Linked DNA regions of Homo sapiens: region 2 is linked to region 1. The links are chromatin loops, found by intact Hi-C in ENCODE. Cell type or tissue: tibial artery. All regions are shown on one strand. Links, peaks and the distances in the headings refer to the core of each region. The heading gives the core; the rest is flanking DNA.

Region 1 (2,924 bases), core at 123-2,622:
TGGTTAAGTATTGGATGGAGGCAAAAAGAAACTGACATATTTTCTTCTTTTCAATTGTTTGATTCACCCTGAAGGGCATGGCTGCTTAATTTTTTTCTCCAGAGATAGGTGGACAGATAAAGACAGGAAAGTAACATCCACAGACTGCCCTCTGTGAAGGTGACAGTGATGAAAGGAATGCTTGATCTGAACACTGGTAAATAAAGTGACCGCATATTTCCCTAGCCAGGAGAGCAATCTGGCTCAAAAGAAACGAGAACAATGACATTACTGCCAGGCTGCTCCTAAGCCTTTGGCTATTCTGTTCAGTGCACAAAAAAAAGCAGTGAACATAGCTGTGACCTGCCTTGTTGGTAGTATCACAATTCTTTGGGGCTCCACTTTAAGAAATTGAGACCTACCTACCTTAATCCTTGGGGGGTTAAGCTTTCAGACTGGAATGATAACTGAACTATTCATTTGCAGTAATTCTGGGTTTTGTGCATATTTTAAAAAGGAATACCGGGCTTGCCTATATTCATTACAACGTCCTCCCAGCTTTCAAATCTTCCAATACAATGCCTCTTCTCTAGTCTTTTAAGCACATCCTGTGACTGGATATGATTATGGGAGATTTACATGCATCCTTGTCTATTGTATCAAAAGATCAGGGAATAAAATGCCCATCATTAAAACCCCAAAGTGATTGGATTGGCATGAGGAATGGGGATGGGGCTGGCATGGAAGAGAGGGTTCTGACTCTGAGATTTCATGAAATGCAAAACAATAGGACAGCTGCTCTTCCATAAACAGATTATTATTATTATTTCTACCTAGACAGCTTGATAGCAGCCATTATCTTCTTTCTGGGTGTCTTATCAAGTTCCGGCTGTGTGCAGCATGGGTGATAAGGAAAGAGAAATGTCACCCATGGGATTGCCAAGGATTATTTCTATGCACTGCTGTTCAGCAACAGCCAATCTCTCAGAACTGAGAAGAAGTCCTATTGTTCACGCTGGGCAGTTGCTATTCTGACTATCCCAAGAGAGCAGAAAAGGGATGTAGTTGCCATTGTGCAAAAGATTGATATTTCATTACTCTCAGCTAAAGTTCTGAAAAGCAGAATCATCATGAAATATCTTTGAAGAGAGAAAAGACAAGGGAAGAAAAGAAGAACGAAATGAGTTCAGAGCTTTTTAGAACTGTGAGGGAGTGCGAAAAAAGAAAGGTGTAATACTTTCAAACAGTGGAAGTTAAAATGCCAGGCGTGTAAGCCTCAGTGAAATTGAGCAGCATCACGTCACCACGACTTGTGGTCCAGCTGTTTATTGCAAAGACTCCATCCTGCGTTACTCATCAGAAAATAGTTAACTTTGTATCTGGCATTATTTTAATTAAAAAAAAAGTTAACTTACTAGATTTCTGTTTGTCTGTGTTTCATACAAGGTTCTTGAATGAAAATAATCTGTTGATATTTAACATTTTTCCTTTCCTTCTCAATGAGAAAATAAATGTTTTATTATACATGCAGATGTGCCAGCTAAATATTTCAGGAAAAAAAAAATCTCTTCGTCGTTTTGTTCCCGTATCTCAGCTTTCCAAACTTATATCTTCCCAGAGAAAAGACTGCATTAGAAAAAAATTAAAACTAAAGTGTATGACTAACCTGTAGTGTATTCATAGAGTATTCCCCCCAAAGTGTTCTGAGTGCTTTAGTCTTCTTTATACATGGTTTTAGGGTCATGCTGATGTTATAATGTAAGCTGCTTGGAAGTCAGCCAAGTCAAATTTTTCCAACATTTTAAATCACTATTCTGAAACTGGAATTTCAAATGAATAAAATGCTTTGCTCTTAAACCAACGACTTCAGAAATGAGATAGATCCTAGTCAGGAATTATTACAACGGGAAGTGAGAGGAGGTTGGGAAGGTAAAGGGCAAAAGGAGGGCATAGAGGGAGAAAGGAGGATGCAGGAAAAGAGGAAGGAGCTTTGACTCCCCTGTGACACGTGAGCCCCAGGAGGGCAAGAGCCTTCCCTTTAGGTTTGTGCAACACCTCATATACAGTAAGCACTCAGGGGATATTTGTTAAATGAATTAGTGAGAGGGGCATAGAAAAAAAGGTTTTGGTATTAAGATATGCAACGGAATATTCCCTTAACGAAATACATTATTTTAGTTTTTCAGCCCTTAAGCATTTACCGGGAAACGTAGAGATTCTCCAACTTTAATACACATATTAATTACCTGAGAGCCTTGTAAAAAAAAAATCCAGATTCTGATTCAGTAGGCCTGGGATAGGCTGAGAGATTCTGCATTTCTATGAAGCTCCCAAGGGATGCAGATGCTACTGGCTCATGGAATACGCTCTGAATAACAATGTGTTAGAGTAGTGCATGGGGTACTGGGCTGGGGGTCATGAGCTCTGAGTTCTAATCTCTGACATGAACCACCTGTGCTTTCAAGCCAGGTGATTAGCTTTCCTAGTCTCAGTCTCCCCATGTAGCTAATGACTGGTTGGATCTACATAATTTCTAGGGTTCTTACAGCCTTAATATTTTGAAAGTTAAAAAGAAAAGAAAGGATTTAGAGAATGCCCAGTTTAACTCTGTCTCTTGAAATCCTGGGGAGGCAAAATCACTTCCGTCCAAAGTTGCACAGGGGATTTGTCCTGTGTGAATTGTGCTACAGCTGATTCCCTGGTTTCTAGTACAGTAATTTTTCTACTCCCATTTCTTTTGTCATTATTATTTTTTGTGGAATACTTAGAATTTGTCTGATGCTATGCTAGGTGCTGGGAATACAAAGATGCGTTAGAAATACATTATTATAATTTATTATCAAATTCCTTGCTTGAGTAACGTGCTGAAGATGACAACTAATCCCTGCAAATGTGTAACATGTGTGCTGATATCAGGGTTCCCCCTTCCGTGATATAATAATGGC
Region 2 (2,924 bases), core at 185-2,684, 130 kb after region 1:
GCCAAGTTCAAAGCCTAAAAGGGCAGCAGGAGATTAGAAAATGCCTAAGGAGGAGAAATCACAGAAAGAGAACCCTGAAAGACAAACTTCACCGACATTATAACCTCCTCAGAGGCCATTCAGTGTAGCCAGAAAAGGACTCTTCATTTTCATATTTCAGAGAGTTTTTTGTCAAGTTTTTTAAAATTCTTTTCTACATTTAATTGCAGTAACAGTTTTTGGTGCTTATTGATGTTAATGGTAAATACGAGCATAAATAGAAAGGTACATATACTTTTCTTATAGAGTATTTTCCATTGCATTATTGAATAAATACAATAGGATTTGGGAATACAGAAAAAAACTACCAATCTGTTTGCAAAGTAATAATATTACTGACAATGCCAATTTTATTTAAAAGGTGAGTTTCATGAGATTCAGAACCAATTTTCCAAATCTAAGATCAATTTCATAAAAAATGAGTATACTCTGAGACTTCAAGAGGAAATTTATTCGAGAGTGTTGCATATTTTACATCACCCCCAGATTACATGTTAAAACACGTCATATTTGTTTCAAATGTCCTTTCTACACAAAATGATCCTGTTCCTGATAAACATGTCCCTCTGCCCTACCTCCCTCAGCTTCTTTTCATTGTTTGGATCTCTCTTTTTTTTTCCTTAGAATTGTATGTCTTCTAAATGTAAATAAGCCTTATGGCTTTTAAATTCTACAAGATCTCCAAAATGCTATCTGCATCCCAAATTCTTACTTTTATTTCCTTTGCCTAAAAATAAGGAGAAAAACAAACAAACACGACACAAACACACACACACACACTAACTATAAACAAAACGCCACAGGCTTCATTTTCCATGACAGGAAATAGCTGAAAAGGGAGAAGAAGGCAAATTGGGGTTTATATTGGAACGTAAGCAGTAAATAATTGATCTCCCACTTCTCCCTGCCTCAGTTTGGAACCATTGAGAAGTAGGAGTCGGGATGACCATCAAAATATGACCTTTGTCTGTTTGGGAACATGACTTGTGCATGTAGAAACATGGGCTTAATGGTTCTATACCCCCTGAGATGAAACAGATTTATCCATCTGTTCACGAGGCAGAGGCAGAAAAAAATCATAGAGTTTCTGAAATAGAAAAAAGTGGCAGGGGAGGGGAGTGTACCCCTGTCCATTTTATAGCAATAGGAAGCAGCAATAGCATCTTCCTTGAAGGCAGACTGGCTCCCAAATAGAGTTACAGGGGGCTGAGAAGAGAATTAAGAGTATTAGCAGTTCCTTCTTTCAAATTACCAATCTTTTATAGAGGATTGAGGGAGGAGAACGGGCAAGAGACCTGAGTCTTTCTCTAGAGGTGGTCCCTCCATAGGGAAATCTTAGGACAGGGAATAGAAAGAATCCCTCATCTTACTATTTAAGAACTTCTCTTAGCCCCACTGTCTGAATTTAATTAAGCCACTTCAATTTTCTTCAGGTCTTTGGCAAGCTTCATGGTCATTCTGAACTATTCCTGATGTACTTATGTCTTTAAAAATTATGCTTAGGATAGTTCTGAGAAAGTGACTCTTGGGAAAGAGTACATTTTGTTCCAAATATCTAAACCAGAATGAAGCCAGATCTGGGTGCTTTCAAAACAGAACCTCTATATTAGTCACAAAAATTAGAAGCAATGAAATCTATTAGATCATCTGCTGCCTCCTCATGCCAAGCCCGGGGAATATGGACTGCTTATTCTTTTGAACTTACACTGTTTATCAGAAGGGCAACTAAATAAAGCTTACTCAGAAATAGACACAAAGGGGCTCATTATGTGTCAGCATACACAAATTCAGAAATGTCTCCAGAGCACATGGAGAAAAATGTACGTGGAAAAAAGAAATTTGTTCTGGGAAGTTTTTTTTCTTATTAAGCCAGTTTAATTCCTTTACCAACTTTCTATCTAGCATACTTAAATCATACCCAATTTTTTAAATGTTTATTTTTATTTTGCTGAAATTATTCTCATCAGAATCATTTTCCATGTAAAATTTTCAGTGAAAGTGATGTACTGCTAATCAAGTTTTAAAATTTATATTAATAAATTTATAGCATCTGCAATTGGAAATTTTGTTGTATGACATTATATCTATTCTAAATCTAATATTGCAGATAGATATTTTATTAAAAAGTTTTGCTTCTCTCCATTTTTAGTCAACAACAAAGTTTACTATGTGGAATTTTGTTTTATTTTGTGTTATTATTTTTACTGTTAATATTAATTGTAAATTGGATAAAATAAAATAGTTTATATTTATTTCTTAGCTAACTTATGAGAAAATAGCAAGCAATTTTCCTTTGCTCTTCCAGAAGTGCTGCAATGTAAACGACTAGACAGCTTTATCACTAACCCAATTCTTCTGTATATTTTTATCACTTTGAATATTGCATTTTAAAGTACATCATCTTAGTCTGGTCTGGGGATGCTATAAAACCTTTATCACACACATAGGCATGTCACCTATAGATACACCATAAGTGGCTTAAGCAACATTTATTTATTTCTCACAGTTATGGAGTCTGGGAAGTCCGAGATGAAGCTGCCTGCAGATCCAGCGTCTGGTGTGGGTCCCCTTTCTGGTTTGTAGATGATAATGACCACGTGGCAGAGAGCAGAGAGGGAGTAGCTCTCTTTCCCTTGTTATGTGGACACTAATCTCATCAAAGGGGTTCCACCCTCACAAACAATTTACTTCTAAAAGGTCCCACTTCCCAGTGCTATCACATTAGAACTTCAGCATATAAATTTGGAGGAAACACAAGCATTCATTCCATGGTACACCCCTTCTGCTTGTGGAACCAAGGGTAAGTGGTGGGTGGTAAGTGGTGGGTGAAAAATGATTTACTTTGCTTTATATTTGTCAACATTTGGGAGACAAAAAAAAAGATG

What was found. Peaks named below come from ENCODE experiments on the same cell type or tissue, not always from the same donor. Only the 100,000 strongest peaks of a DNase experiment are listed, where the experiment ranks them.
Region 2: a loop joins it to region 1, with 2.4 times the contacts of the local background. A loop is called at or near these places in 3 of 110 quality-filtered maps.

What each region holds. Positions count from the first base shown.
Region 1 is chr12:91,983,561-91,986,484 of GRCh38, reverse strand. It overlaps LINC01619 (long intergenic non-protein coding RNA 1619), which reads left to right. Exons shown (of 5, transcript NR_132341.1): 5 at 1-1,509. Among named protein-coding and RNA genes, the nearest start is that of LINC02404, 110 kb to the right of the region's middle. In tibial artery, for the core only: no CTCF peak of the experiment used is centred there; no DNase peak of the experiment used is centred there; H3K27ac peaks cover 2,121 bases.
Region 2 is chr12:91,853,657-91,856,580 of GRCh38, reverse strand. No RefSeq gene overlaps it. Among named protein-coding and RNA genes, the nearest start is that of LINC02404, 20 kb to the left of the region's middle. In tibial artery, for the core only: no CTCF peak of the experiment used is centred there; no DNase peak of the experiment used is centred there; H3K27ac peaks cover 1,874 bases.